2 separate regions of the Homo sapiens genome follow, and region 2 is linked to region 1. Evidence: chromatin contacts called from ENCODE Hi-C data. All regions are on one chromosome and are shown on one strand. The core of a region is the stretch at or near the end of the contact, and the rest is flanking DNA. Distances in the headings are between cores, read along the strand shown.

Region 1 (7,358 bases), core at 2,572-5,071:
TCAGCTACTATCTAATCATCACCCGAAGATTTAAGATACACCAAATTTCAGTTTGTTTGTAACATTGTTCATCTTTAGTGCACTTTGTTTTATATAATAAAGTATGCCTGTTATATTAAATAATAAGAATATGGCAATTAGCGATATAGCATACCCAAACAAAGATGTTCTCGATACAGTCTGGCAAAGACTATCCCAAGGTTATTTTAATGAATTCAGACATTTTTTCCTGTGGATATTTCTCCATCCTAAAAAAAGTGGCAACCAAGGAAAATATTTAGATGCAACTTACTAGAGTGATGATGTGAAAGAAATGGTGATTCTGGTATCATGGTGTTTATTTTCTTTCTTATAACTGCAGAGAAAATATCCTGACTAAAAAAAATTCATTTTTTTGGATTCCTTTCTTTTACAAATTGTGCTGAGGCAACTATGGCATAGAAATAAACATTTGACATTAAAATAAGCAGTTGATGTGAGTATTGCTTGGTCTTTCTGATGAGTGGTTAGGAAAGTAATACTGTGTATTTTTCCATAATAGTTTGGTCTCTCAAAAAAAGTTGATAGAGAACTAGTTATTTCTTCAAAAGGGATAACCTTTCTAGACCATCAGTTATTAGGTTTCTCTCCTTCACTTTTGGAGAAACTATAGAAATCTTTAGTTGCTCATGCCAGTGTACCTCTGGTTACACACACAGACACAGACATACACACAGAAACAACCTCCTGTCCCCCGACCTCCTGCACCCAGTCCCCACGGTGACTTCACTCTCATGGGATTCAAACTCAGTGCTGAATTTTCAACTGTTTTCAAGAACGAAGAGCTAGATTTGACGGACCCTGCATCAGCTGTTTTTCCTGTCTAAAATATCCTCTACTTCTGTTCTCCGTAAATGGTATTTGAGAAAAAGAAAAATCTTCAGAAACCAAACTTGTGTGATGAGATGAACGAACTGGAGGGGAAGAGAAACATCTCTGCCCATCTACAGTGTATGACTTAGGATGACATCAAAGCTGGAAGTATCTCGTGGCATCAGCCCAGAACGTGGTGTCATGGTGAGGCTGAAACCCTCAGAATGGCCTTATCCTGAAACACTTCTTCCCTCTCACCCTCGCCACATCCCATGTGAAATAAATTTTAATACACATCTATTTTTCTACTCAGAAACCAGGGCCCCCAACATGAAGTCAGCCCCGTAGGAGGCACCATGGCAATGGTCTGTCTTAAATGTCTCACACTTTCACCTTACTACTTCATGTCTCTCACTCACTGGATCCCTCTTGTCACACTCCATTTAGAAAAGGGGACCTTTCAGTTTGCCCCACCAGTTTCTTCAAAACTGAAAGCCCCTTGGGTTGAACAAATTTGAGATCTCCGCAACTGAAGAGATGTCCTTTTCCCTTGTTATGTGGCTTTTTATTTTATTCATTGCTCAAACACCAGGTCTCTGCCATGTTCCTTTCACTGTTCTAGGTTCTTATTTTTTCCACATAAACACACAAAATGCCTGCCAATCTTAACAACATACCAGTTTTTATTATAATGTTAAATGTCAGCATTCCATTGTACAGTGAGTCACTGTCAGGCTTAACACTGAACTGCTCTTTTCGTTTCATGGATATTCCTTCTTTATATATTTTAAGGTAATATTAGCCAGAAAAGCCCCTGACCAGGCCCTTTCAGGACAAATGTCTTTTTTAAAAAATGCATACATAGAAATGGGAGGCAGAAAGTAGTGAAAGAATTGTTGCACCTATGTCTGGCGATGGAATTTTGAAAAGGCAACATTGTCAAATCGGAATGCATGTGGGAGAATGGAGACCCAGCAGGAGAGAGTGTCTGTTTTAAGGAAGGACTGAAGAAACTTAAAAGGTGAGCAGCAGAAGTCATGATAGCTATAATACCAAGTTGGTTATCCCAAAAGACGTTCTTTAAATCAGAAAGATGCCTAATTACCATAGGATAGATGCTTAAGGAATGACTCTGCTTAACCAGAGAGTAAGCTGCAGGAGAGTGCAAGTGCCTCCCCTTTGCTGCAAGTGTTAAAACCTGGGCAAACTTTATTCAGTGCCTAGACACCTCCTGAGTGATGCTGCCTGGAAGGAGTTATACTGGATGTAGTTGAAGAAACTCTCTTCAAAGATAGACATTGAACTAGGTGATATCTAAATTACCCTTCAATCGTAAGATTCTAAATATCCATGCAATTATTCAGTCTTCCGAAAACACAGAACTTTGATTTGCAAACTGTTGGCTAGAAGCTTGTATTTCCAGGAATACTGACATGGGACTGAGCTTTCTGCATCAACCAAAGCAGCTCTTTTATGTTTTTTGCTGTGTATCAGCTGAAAAGAGTCTCCACTAGATTATCAAAGTTTTAATTGACTATAGAATATTAGCTTAGAACAAAGTTGACTTAAACTTCTCCCCTAAGGCATTTTTGTCATGTTATATTTTCAAATCTTTTTATACCAATTGCTGGAAACATTTAGGCTTCTCAACAACTCCAGGTTGTCTGCAGGACTGTCCTGCAGAGAGTCTTACAAGGTGGCATGTAAGTGTATTCACGATCTGATTCCTGCCAATCTCATCTACCCCAAACTTGACCCTGAGCTTCGGCCATAGTGGACTTCTCACAATGTTCGGAAGACACCAGGCTTCCTCAATTCTCTGGGTCTGTATTCATGCATCTTCTATGTGCAGATTTCAGATGTGTCTTAAATACTGGAATGAGTCATTTCCTCCTCTCTAAGCACACAGTATCCTGTACTACCTCCGTTTTGACACTTAATCCACTGCATGTAATTGTTTATTGTCTGTCTGGCACTGCAGTGAGCATTGTTGCTATCTTTGCATTCTTAGGATGAAACACTGCCTGGCATAGTGTTTCTTGGAAGAAGGGGAGGTAGGGAAGGAGAAATAAAATATTTTTTGGCATGACCTTATGGTGTGGGCACTCCCAGATTCCAAATGGCAAACCATTATTGAAGAGCAGCTGAAACACTTACCCCAGTTCAATGTTACCTGTTCTTTCTCGTAAGAATTTCCTGGTCCCCAAAGGTCTGGAGTGGAGCCTACATTTTAATAAGCATCCACCAAAATTCTTGTGGATCAGACAAGTTTGAGAAACCTAGTCCAATTTATTTCTAAAGCTAACTTAAATTTCAGTTCTATATTTTTATTTCTACAGATTTTCTAGCACAGGCAAATATTTTACTGCTTAACACGGCTGTTACACAAGATTATGTATGATTAATTTAATTTTCATTTATAGTTGTTTAATGGATATGAATTTACACAAAAATGTGGGAATTATTTAAGTATGTAATACAACATTCACAACTGAAAAGGTTATGAGAAGAAAGCGGTGGTTTTGTTGTTGTTGTTGTTGTTTTAGTGTATTAGACTTCACCCAGAAAAAGGAGATAAGTGGTGGTGGAGTATCTGGAGATTCCTGGTGAAGAATCAATGAAAAAAGTTGCCTGTGCCTTGAAGAGAATGGAATGCTTTCATATTGAAAAGATTGCTTATTTCACACCACCCTACCTTACCATAACAACCACACCCATTATCACCATCAGCTTGCCAGAATTTGCTCACAAAATGCCTTTTGAATATATATTCAACACTGTTTACCTTCCGGAAGTTTTACCATGAGTCATTCCTTTGAGTTCAAAACACCTTCTCTAAAAATCTTTTTTTTTTTTTTTTAAGATACAAATCAGAGAAGGAAACCACCAACCTTTGTCAGCTATTAACATCTTAGTAAAATTTAACTCATATGTTTCTGACAGGGCTAGTCACAGACTAATAAAGATAGCTGTGTTTATAGAGAAGGGAAGGCCACAGCTGGAGAATGTGAGAGTGCTTGGGGAGAGGACTACCACCTGATCAACTGGGTGCATTATTGTGTAGCTATTTCTACTAGGCCTGTGGCAGAGAAAGGAGTACAGTGAAATTCAAGACAAAAATCTAGTCTCTCACAATATGCAGTGGCAGTGAAAATAAATCAATGTGTGTGCCACATGTACTCACTTCTGTATAGGGTTCTTGACACCAGTCCTGGCCTACAGTTAGGCCTGGGTTGGAATTTTTATAGCTCTGATACTTATTAGATGTCTGTGTGAACTTGAGAAACTAAGCTTCTTTAAATCTCATTTTCTCCCTGGTGATATGAAGGCAATGACAGTAATTAGTTCATAAGCTTTTCACGGGTTTCAAAAGGGATGATGCAAATAAAGTAGTAGGCATGGTGCCTGGCAGAAAGTAGGCACTCAGTAAACTTCAGTTATTGTTGTATTCAGCAGCATGCAGAGTCAAATGAGTGCTTCAGATATTCCGTAGGTGAAGATTGTGTATGCGTGTGTGAGCACCTGTGAGTGTGGTGGGCGGCTGAGAAGGTAGGTGTAGTCAGAAAAACCTAGGCAAAGCTGACTTGGTTGGAATCTTCCTACCTAGAGGAAAGCTGGAGAGGCTGCAGAGGGGGCAGGCATAGAGGGGGCTCCAGTGTGAGAGGAAAAAGTGAGAGCAGAGGAAAAGATCCAGAAAAATAGTGATATGTTGACCACTTGGTGAAAGCAAAGGAGGGGTGGGGCACAAAAAGTGATGAGAATGAGAAGCTAAGATGGAGCCAAATCAGTGTTTGTATCAGGAGGTATTTCGGCTGCAAGTAACAAAATACCTAACTGGGTTCAAACCACAGAGACATTTACAATTCCCAGACAAGGACATCTGCGACTTCGAGGACCCAAGGTTAGTTTGGTGGCTCAACAGCATCACTAAGGACTGAGGCTGTTTCTATCCTTCTCACACTATTCTTCTATTGGCTTCCGTCCTTGTGGTTGCAAGGATGGTCACAGCTCCTGGCATCACTTCCTCATGCAACACTGTTTCACTACTGGAAAATACTACCAAAGTAGCCTATAAATAAGACGAAACTGAATTCATTGCTTACCACAGTAATGTAACCACTACCTTGACAGAGGCATAGTAAATCTAGATGGGGAGGACAAAAGAATAATACTTATGATATATTTCTTTCTTTTTCTTTTTCTTTTTTTTTTTTTTTTTTTGAGATGGAGTCTCACTCTGTCTCCCAGGCTGGAGTGCAGTGGCGTGATCTCGGCTCACTGCAACCTCCGCTCCCGGGTTCACACCATTCTCCTGCCTCAGCCTCCCGAGTAGCTGGGACTACAGGCGCCCGCTACCACGCCTGGCTAATTTTTTTTGTATTTTTAGTAGAGATGGGGTTTCACTGTGTTAGCCAGGATGGTCTCGATCTCCTGACCTCGTGATCTGCCCGCCTCGGCCTCCCAAAGTGCTAGGATTACAGGTGTGAGCTACTGCGCCTGGCTACTTATATTTATTTTGGCTAAGGTGAATCTTTCCATGTAAGAGTCTAATAAGGATTGGACAAATTTTATGACTTTGTAATTTTAAAGTGGTAGAAACAACAAGGGGAGAATTACTAAGTGAATTTTGAAGAAATAACAGTAAGTAGGTAAAAATAATAGGTTTTTTTCCTCAAGTTTTTTAAGATATGTATACAATTGAAAACAAAAATTATAAAATTACAAGATGCTGATAAAAAAAATCAAAGAAAACCTACAAAATGGAAAGACACTGAGTTCATTAGAGCTCAGTTGATTGGAAGACTTACTGTAGCTAAGATGTCAATTCTCAAATGAATTGGCTGTCTAGATTTAATGCAATCCCAATCAAAACCCTGGCAAGTTTTCCTTGCAGATATAGACAAACTGATTCTAAAATCTATGTATTGTAGAAAGATTAAAGAACTAGAATAGCCAAAATGTTTTTCAAAGTCCAACAAAGTTGGAAGATTCACATTAGCCAGTTTTAAAATTTACTCCAAATCTATAGTAATAAAAAATGTGGTATTGATGGAAGGATGGAGACATAAATTTGTGGAACACAGCAGAAGGTCCAGAGATAGACTCACAAATGGTCAATCGAGAAATGTACAAAGATATTTCAATGGTGAATAGATAACTTTTCAGCAAATTAGTGGTAGACAATTGGAGATCCATTGGCAGAAAAAAGGAATTTGATCTCTACCTCATACCTTATACAAAAATTAACTCAAAATGGAACATGGATTTACAAAATCTAAAATACTAAGTATAAAATCTTTAGATAAAAGCATAGAACAATATCTTTGTGACCTAGGATTAGGCAAAGAGTTCACATAAATGACACCAAAAGCATAAACCAGAATGGAAAAAAAAAGATAAATTAGACCACATCAAAATTATAATTTTTTCCTTTGTAAAAGGCAGTGTTAAGAAAATGAAAGAACAAACAATTGTCTGAAAGAAAATGTGTTCAAATCACGTCTATCAGACAATTTGTATACAGAATATATACAAATCTCTCCAAGTTTAATAACAAATTTTAAAATGTGCAAAAGATTGAACAAACATACCAGACAACGTATATAGATGACAAGCATATGAAAAGAGGCTCAGTATCATTATTAGTTAGTAGGGAAATGCAAATTAAAGCCACAATGAGATACCACTACACATCTACTTGAGTAGGAAAAAAGAAACCTACACACAAAAAATCTGATAACATCAAGTGTTTAAGAAAATGCAGGGGCCGGGCGCGGTGGCTCACGCCTGTAATCCCAGCACTTTGGGAGGCCCAGGCGGGCGGATCACAATGTCAGAAGATCAAGACCATCCTGGCTAACACGGTGAAACCCCGTCTCTACTGAAAATACAAAAAATTAGCTGGACGTGGTGGCAGGCACCTGTAGTCCCAGCTACTTGGGAGGCTGAGGCAGGAGAATGGCATGAACCCAGGAGGCGGAGCTTGCAGTGAGCTGAGATTGCGCCATTGCACTCCAGCCTGGGCGACAGAGCGAGACTCTGTCTCAAAAAAAAAAAAAAAAAAGAGAGAGAATGCAGAGCAACTACAACTCTTATATATTCCTAGTGGTAATCCAAAAATGATACAGCTACTCTGGAAAACAGTTTCAGATAAAGTTACTATATGACCCAGCAATCCCACTCCTAGATAGTTACCTTACAGAAATAAATACTTATGTTCACACAAAAACTTGTATACAAATATTTAGCTACATCACTCATAATTACCAGTCTGGAAATAACACAAATGTTCTTCAACAGACAAATGGATAAACACACTGTAGTACATCTATCCAATGGAATAGCAGTTAGCAATAACAATACTTTTTATGGGTTGAATTGTGCCCCCCCCCCATAAAAAGATACGTTGAAGTCCCCACCCCCAGTACCTCACAATGTGACCTCATTTAGAAATAGGGCCATTGAAAATGTAATTAGTTAAGAAGAGGTCATACTGTAATAGGGTG
Region 2 (7,358 bases), core at 3,598-6,097, 960 kb before region 1:
TATTGGTGATAGGGTAGCCCAGTTCAGAGTATGGCATGAGAGCATCTGAATAATAATAATAATTACCAATTACTGAATGCTTAAAAATGCCAAGTACATTTACTCTTACTATTTCTTGTCATCGAAAAAATTCAAAGAGATAAATTATCATCCATATTTTTAAAGTAAGGAAACTGAAGCTCAGCAAGATCCATGTAATTTGAATCCTATTTTGTCTGACCCCAGAAGGCAGTGAGTTTTTTCATTCATGTTATTTCATGAAGAGGGAGGAAAGTAAGGAGTAAGACAGAAACAGTGAGCAACCTGGTTTGCTTGAGCCATTTGGTATCTAGGGAGTTAGCAGGAATGTAATTAAGAAGGTCTATTCCATGCATTAAAACTGTATGTTTCTGTTGTCTAATACTTAAGCTCTATTTTAGGAACATGTGTGTCTTGAATGCCTAAAATACCTGTCTCAAAGGTCCCATAGCACTTTATATGCACATTTATTGGTGCCTTTCTCACATACATTAGCCCTTACACAAATATTCACTGGAGCACTTTAAATTACTTGTTTATGGATCAGTAAGAGAGTTTTGAGTTTCTCCAAGGGAAGAACTATGCTTTATTCACCTTCATATTCCTAAGATCCCATTACAATGATTGGTAGACATTAAATACATATTTTCTGAATGGAGTAAGTGAATTAATGCTTTCGGAATGCAGTTCTCTTTTATCCTTAAATGTTTCCTTGATTCTTAGCTTACTAAGGATTCTCTCAAATCCTTTGAAATCTGACAAAATATAAATCTTCAATAAATGCATAAAGTAAACAAAGACTCATTTTGCTAGAGGTAGATGTTATTTATAATTAATGTCAGAAATCTGACATTGGAAATCTATTAGATGTTGAATGTAGATTTTTATTTTTTTTAATTTCATGTTATTTTCATTTTGGAAGAAAGTTTACACTGATTATAACAGACATAAATGGAAACATGATTGAACATGCAATATTTTTACATGCATCAACTTGAAAAATGTTTCCAAGGTATAAAGCAAGTCAATGAATACTGCAGCAATTAAATAATAACATTAGCAAGTAGCACTCATTTCTAGAACACAAGTTAAAATTTAACACCCTTTACCCAATATTATGAAATCCTACTATGGGGATTTAATAACTATTAAGTAGTAATAAATTTTGAAAACTAAATTAAAAAAAACCAGATTTAGTGATTGTTAATTTTATGTATCAACTTGCCTAGGCCACATGGTGCCCAGATAGTTGGTTAACATTATTTCTGGATGGATCTGTGAAGGCGTTTTTGGATGAAATTAACATTTGAATTGGTAAACTGAGTAAAGCAAATTACCCTCCTCCAACGTGTGTGAACCACATCCAATCTGTTGAGACCTGAATAGAATAAAAGGCTGAACAAGAAAGTATTCTTTGTCTTGCCTGTCTGTTTCTGAGTTGGGATGTTGATCTTCTCTTTAAACTTGGACTCGAATTGGAACTTACACCATTGGCTCTCCTGGTTCTCAGACCTTCAGATTTGGACTGGAACCACACTAGCAACTCTCCTGGGTCTCTAGCTTGCTGACTGCATCCTTCATAATAATGTGAGCCAATTCCTCATAGTAAATCAATCTCTCTCTCTCTCTTGTTGAAATCTCCTATTGGTTCTGTTCTCTGGAGAACCTAATCTAATACAGATTGTATACATGGTTAAATATCCTGCTCCACTCTTCATAGGATCAATGATTGTTATAGGCTTTTATCTTTTCCTAGTAGTTGTCACTTCAGGTCGCATTCGTGATTACATTATCTCAGAACTGCCAAAAAGACTCAAAGGATTTTGTTCTACCTGCCCCCTTTTTCTTATGCAGATAGCTATTTAAAATAACCTAGGATGATGGTTTTCTTTTTGTTTTGAAAGGTCTCTGAGAATGAAGATGGCATTTATTCCTCCCCACAGAATCTCATTTTCACATTTATCACAGTGATAATCAGCAAGTTTGTTCTTAGATCTAATTGAAATTCTGTCTTTAATTAAGTTGGTTCCCTAAGAATTACTGTTATTCCATAACACTATCAATGACAGCAATGATAACATCCCTTAGTGCTTTTACTTCAAAACTACTTAGCACTTTTATTGCAAATTGCATGTTATGTGTATAATAATTCTGAGAGGTCAATGGTAAATGAGATAATATCCTTATTTTCTGGATAGAAAATCTTCATCAAAACAAAAAGCTTTTCCTGGTAAGTTAGTGGTCTTAAAGCTGAAGCTAGCTATCTTTTCTATAAAGAGAATAACTACTTAGTGTCATTTTCATAAAATCCCACCATATTCTAAAAGGGAGGATAATATTGATCTTGGCCTCTACTTTTTAGGCTAACTACCCTAATCCTTAACTTTCTTCCCAGGGCTTCTTTACTAAAGGTTTCTTAACTTTTCATTCCTCTTTTTCGAGCTTTCTTAGGTCTTTTATGTCCTTTTGGAAGTGTGGCAACTTAAGCCTTACATAGTATTTTAGTAAAATTGTGACTAATAAATGTTTAGTTTCTTGTAATATAAATGAAATTCTCTGCTTATCTACACTAGATGCATTTCATATCTGATATCAGCATGTCTTGAGCTAGTTATACATTCCCCTCTCTTATCTATGTAAACATTGTGATTTAATACAGTCAGAACATATTATGATTGGCTCTGGAATTTTTTTTCTTGTGCACTTCAGGCTTTCATATTATCCTCTCAGTACTATTCTTTGCTATTATGCCCTTGCCAAAGCATTAATGCTATCCAATATGTTATTTGGATTACTTTTTGACAAATTAATTAAAATAATATTGAAAGTAAATAAGCTAATTTGGGGAGGCTTTGAAGCACTGACAAATCTAATGCTTTCAGCTAAATAATTTTGCTCTGTGTTAAATATCTGGAACATCTTTTCTCCCTTCTTCCAAAAAATCCTTTGTGATAGGAAGTCTTTAATCAGGTCCATTTGTTTCTTTTAATCTTATGGTTAGCTTTTAAATATCTGTGAATACTATGCTACACTTCAAATAGGTCAGTTATTCATAATCTTGTCTTCCAACAATTTTCTGAAGGGGCTGTACTGAAATTATAATGGCTGCCAGGCATTGTTGTAAGCACTTTATTACATTAACTCACTTTATCCTCACAACAGTTTGTTTTGAACAAATTGTGGAAGAGACTGTTTTATGGATGAGGAAATTAAGGAGCAGAACTTTAATAATTTGCTTAAAGTCACAACAGCTACTACGTGGTAAAGACAAGATTCAAGTCCAGGTAGTATGATCCCAGAGTCTGATCTTTTGAACACTGCACTAAATTGCTAATAACTTCTAAAAGATTTCCATACATTTTCCTCTAGCATATAATATGGCTAAATGTCAGTGCTGTATTTGAGAGTAAGTCATAAATGTGTATTTTAAAATTTAAATATTAACTTCATTTTATCCATAACTTGGCTTTGCGCTTCACATACAGAAAATTTTAAAGATAAATATTTCCATTACTTATTAGGCATAAGAAGAAAAGCAAACCTAAAACTAAACTTGAAGCCTAACCAAACTACAATTTGTTAGGGGATAGTTATACTGCGCCTTGGGAAATGATAGCATAAAAATAAAGTAAAATAAATCTTTAAAAATTGTTATCAGAAAATTCTTCAAGGACAAATTTTCATTACTTAAAGAGATTAAATTTTAGGGAATTTAGGGAAAGCTTCTACATAATCTTGGTGAAATTCCATGCGTATATACATATATATATATAGCCTTAGAATAAAATTATTAAATATGTAAAACCGGTTTAACTTGATGCATTGGTTGGGCGGCATTTTTAAATTATACTTAATGATTATATTCATTGAATATATTTGTCAATGGAATGAAATATGATACAACTGCTGCTCTCTTTACATAATAATGATGTATTCTTGACATAATCAGAAACAAATCAGATATAGTAAAATATATGATAATCCAAAGGTGTGATAGGAGCTGTATATGTTATGAGTGTTATAGTAAGTACTATAGTAAGTACTTTTGCCGAATAAAAAAGTGCTTTAAAAAGTTATTGATTGCCTACAATATGTGTTAAAGAGAATCTAATATTTAAATAAATCATATTTGCTTATTGTCAAACAAATGTATACCTACTTAGCTGAAGTATTCCTTAGGTATGATAAATAGCACAATAAATAGAAAAAGAATTCTCTACTAAACTTCATAATGATAGGCATTTCAGGCCACTAATAGGCCTAATAATTTTTATTTCTACAAAAAGATTGACCAATGTCAGAGTCATAGACCATCAATGCCAATTTATATGGGTTGTTAAAGTTCTGTCTTAAAATATTATTATTAAAATATGTTTTTATTATATAGATTAAAATATCTTTAAAATATTTAAAATATTGTTAATGAAACTAGAAAAAAGACACCATAAAATATAAAAGGTTGCCAAAGCTGCTACTAATTCATTATAGGAGCCAACAGAAGGAAAATGAGGGAAGCTTAGAAGAGATCCCTGCAAAGAGAGTGCAGCTGCAGCAGACCCAGGGAGGAAGAGCACAAGTACACTTCCTCATGGCAAGGGGCCCATCCAGGGGGTTAAAGCCTTGCTGGTAATAAGAGAGGCATGGGGGAACTGAGTGGGAGCAGAACCACAATCCCTACCCACACACACCCTACCACATACCTAGTTTAGCTTCAAAAAGCAGACGGTGACAGGGTTACTACAAGAAGTATGCCAAGCAGCAGTGCTTTCAGGAAGCCTTCTTATTTTGTGGCAGCCAAAACTTGGTGAACCTGTAAAACAACCTGGCTCCTTTGACAGTAGATGGATATCTTCAAAGCTGACTCACTGAATATCATGTATTAATGAAAGAACTAGTATAGTAGCTTAGAAAAGGTATAGAAAGAAAAAATGATGAAGAAAGCAGAACATTTTAACCGATGAGGGAACTCCCACCAGGAACCCTCTGCCATAGATCAGGATAAATATTTAAATATATAATTCCAGTGTTACTAAAATGTGCCAAGGCATATAAAAAAGTATATCCAAATCCTATTTGAAACATGTATAGCTAAAATCATCAATGATTTCAGAAAAACATATGCTACAGAACATTTTAACTCATGCATTTCAATGTTAAAATAATAAAATTTATTAATCAGAAGCCGTCAGCACATTACGAGAAAAATATATCATGACCAAGGGGAATTTATTCCTAGAACACAAAATCAGGTCAATATTATTAAATCTATTCAACTACTTTATTATATTAATTAGTCTAAAGAGAAAAAGAATATTCCTCTCTCCATTGACACTAAAATGGTATTTGACCAAATTCAACATGCATTCTTGACAAATAAAAATTAATTCTCAGAATAGTAATCAATGAAAAGTTATATAACCTGATAAACACATCTATTTCAGTCACAGAGAGAGTATCAGGCTCAATGGGAGAATAATAGAGGCATTTTCACTAAAGTTGGAAACAAGGCAAGGATGCCCACTATCAACTATTAAATAACACTTCACTCAGTGAATAGTTACAATTCACAAGAGGACAAAATTAGAGATATTAAAATTGGAAAGAAGAGGAGAAACTATCACTATATTTGCAGATGATGTCTCATATGCTTGGGAAGCTCATGAAAATCAAGTACAAATTTAATACAACCATCAAAGTTATTTAGTAAGATGCCAGTAGCAGCACACTTAAATTAATAGCCTTGATTACATGTAAACAATAATCTGTTAGAAGATCCTGATGAAGACCAATTCATGATAGCAACAAATAATCAAATGCAGAGAAATAAACTTAACAAAAATGCTCAAAGAAAGAGAAGAAAAAAGAAAGAAGAATGTAAAACCATCTTTGCAAACATGAAAGAAGATGAAGGTAAGTGGGATGACATACTGTTTCTTTGGAGAGAAAGACTCAACATCACAAGGACATAAACTGTTTCAATTTAATTTATAAATAAAAGCAATCCCAGTAACATTTTATTTTTCATAAATACACAAGGTTTTTCTAAAGTTTGAATGTCAAGACAATATAAATAAGAATATCCAAAAAGCTTCTGCAAAAGAAGAGCAACGGGAGGAGGGGAGCAGCCTTATCAGATTAAAACACACTGTCACGACTCATTTATGAACAGAAAAAGAGAACAACAGAACAAGAGAAAGTAAAAAAAAAATAACTCAAATATATATGGCATTTTATTATGTAAAAATAATGACACAGAAAATCACTGGGAAAAAATAAAACTAGCAATTTTTGGGACAATTGATACTCAGGAAAAAAATAAAATCCAATCCTCACTTACTCAACCAAGATAAATTCAAAATGGATAAACGATTTAAATGTTAAAAATGAAAACAAAATTATGAAAAACCTAGCAGAATTCTTTAGAGTCTCTTGAGTAATTTTCTAACATTGACACAGAAATCTATAAACCACAAAAAATAGTTAATGAACTTGGCAACACAAAAATGATAAATTTCTTCACAAGAAGAAACTTAATGCAATCAAACTCAAAAGAAAAATAAGAAAAAAACTTTTGCCACTTATAAAGTGGTAATCTCCCCAAAATCTAGAGAATTTTTCAAAATGAAGAAGTAAAGGACTAACAAGTCAACAAAACAACCACAAAATTGGGCAAGGAATATCAAGTGTTTATAGAAAAAGTAATACAAATAGTTTGAAACAATAGGAAAATATGTTTCATCTGAGTAATACTAAGAGAAGTCAGATACCAATTTACTCCCATAAAAAATGGCAAAATTCTATGTTTGACAATTTATAGCCAAGAAATTGGGCACTAATCTTCATTAATTTGTAAAAGTGTGAATTGGTTCACCACCTAGGAGGGCAACTTGGCAGTCCCTATCAAAATATACATATTTATTTATATACTTACACAAATCTAAATTTCTTACATATACACATATGTAAATGTATGTTAGCAGTCCTTAAGAATGTGAGAATCAAAATCATACATATAGAGAGATAGACATAGATAGTCACGATTTTGTTTTAGTGATCTAACTGAAATAGCAAATTTCATATAATTTATTAACCCTTTATGATTTTCTCTCAGTTTATATGTCTTTCTGAAAACAACTTATTCTCAAAAAAATGTTGAATATTGACTCAATGAAAAGGAAACATTTAATAGTATTGTGAGTCATTTGCAACATTTCAATAAGAAACAGGGAGTTTTTCTACTCAGAACAATAACAGGTTGTTTACTGTTCTTTCTCTTTCTGGATTATATTCACAGCTTTATTGGTTTCCACTGGAATAATTTATACAAATTAATTTTTTAT

What was found. Hi-C counts contacts between places; a loop is a spot of excess contacts on that map. Pooled maps may share reads with other maps.
Region 2: a loop to region 1 is called in a map of PC-3, with 11 times the contacts of the local background. The contact joins two enhancer-like sites. A Hi-C loop is called at or near these places in 1 of 168 maps with a recorded cell type or tissue (PC-3), 7 of 37 single-sample maps with no recorded cell type and 4 of 50 pooled maps.

What each region holds. Positions count from the first base shown.
Region 1 is chr4:101,016,539-101,023,896 of GRCh38, reverse strand. PPP3CA (protein phosphatase 3 catalytic subunit alpha) reads left to right here. Exons shown (of 14, transcript NM_000944.5): 14 at 1-479. Among named protein-coding and RNA genes, the nearest start is that of LINC01218, 140 kb to the right of the region's middle. Within about 2 kb of position 3,821, at least 12 of the 41 ENCODE cell types and tissues checked have a DNase peak (open chromatin) inside an H3K27ac peak, as active enhancers do.
Region 2 is chr4:101,979,305-101,986,662 of GRCh38, reverse strand. The region is part of intron 7 of BANK1 (B cell scaffold protein with ankyrin repeats 1); the gene reads right to left. Among named protein-coding and RNA genes, the nearest start is that of BANK1, 190 kb to the right of the region's middle. Within about 2 kb of position 4,847, at least 2 of the 41 ENCODE cell types and tissues checked have a DNase peak (open chromatin) inside an H3K27ac peak, as active enhancers do.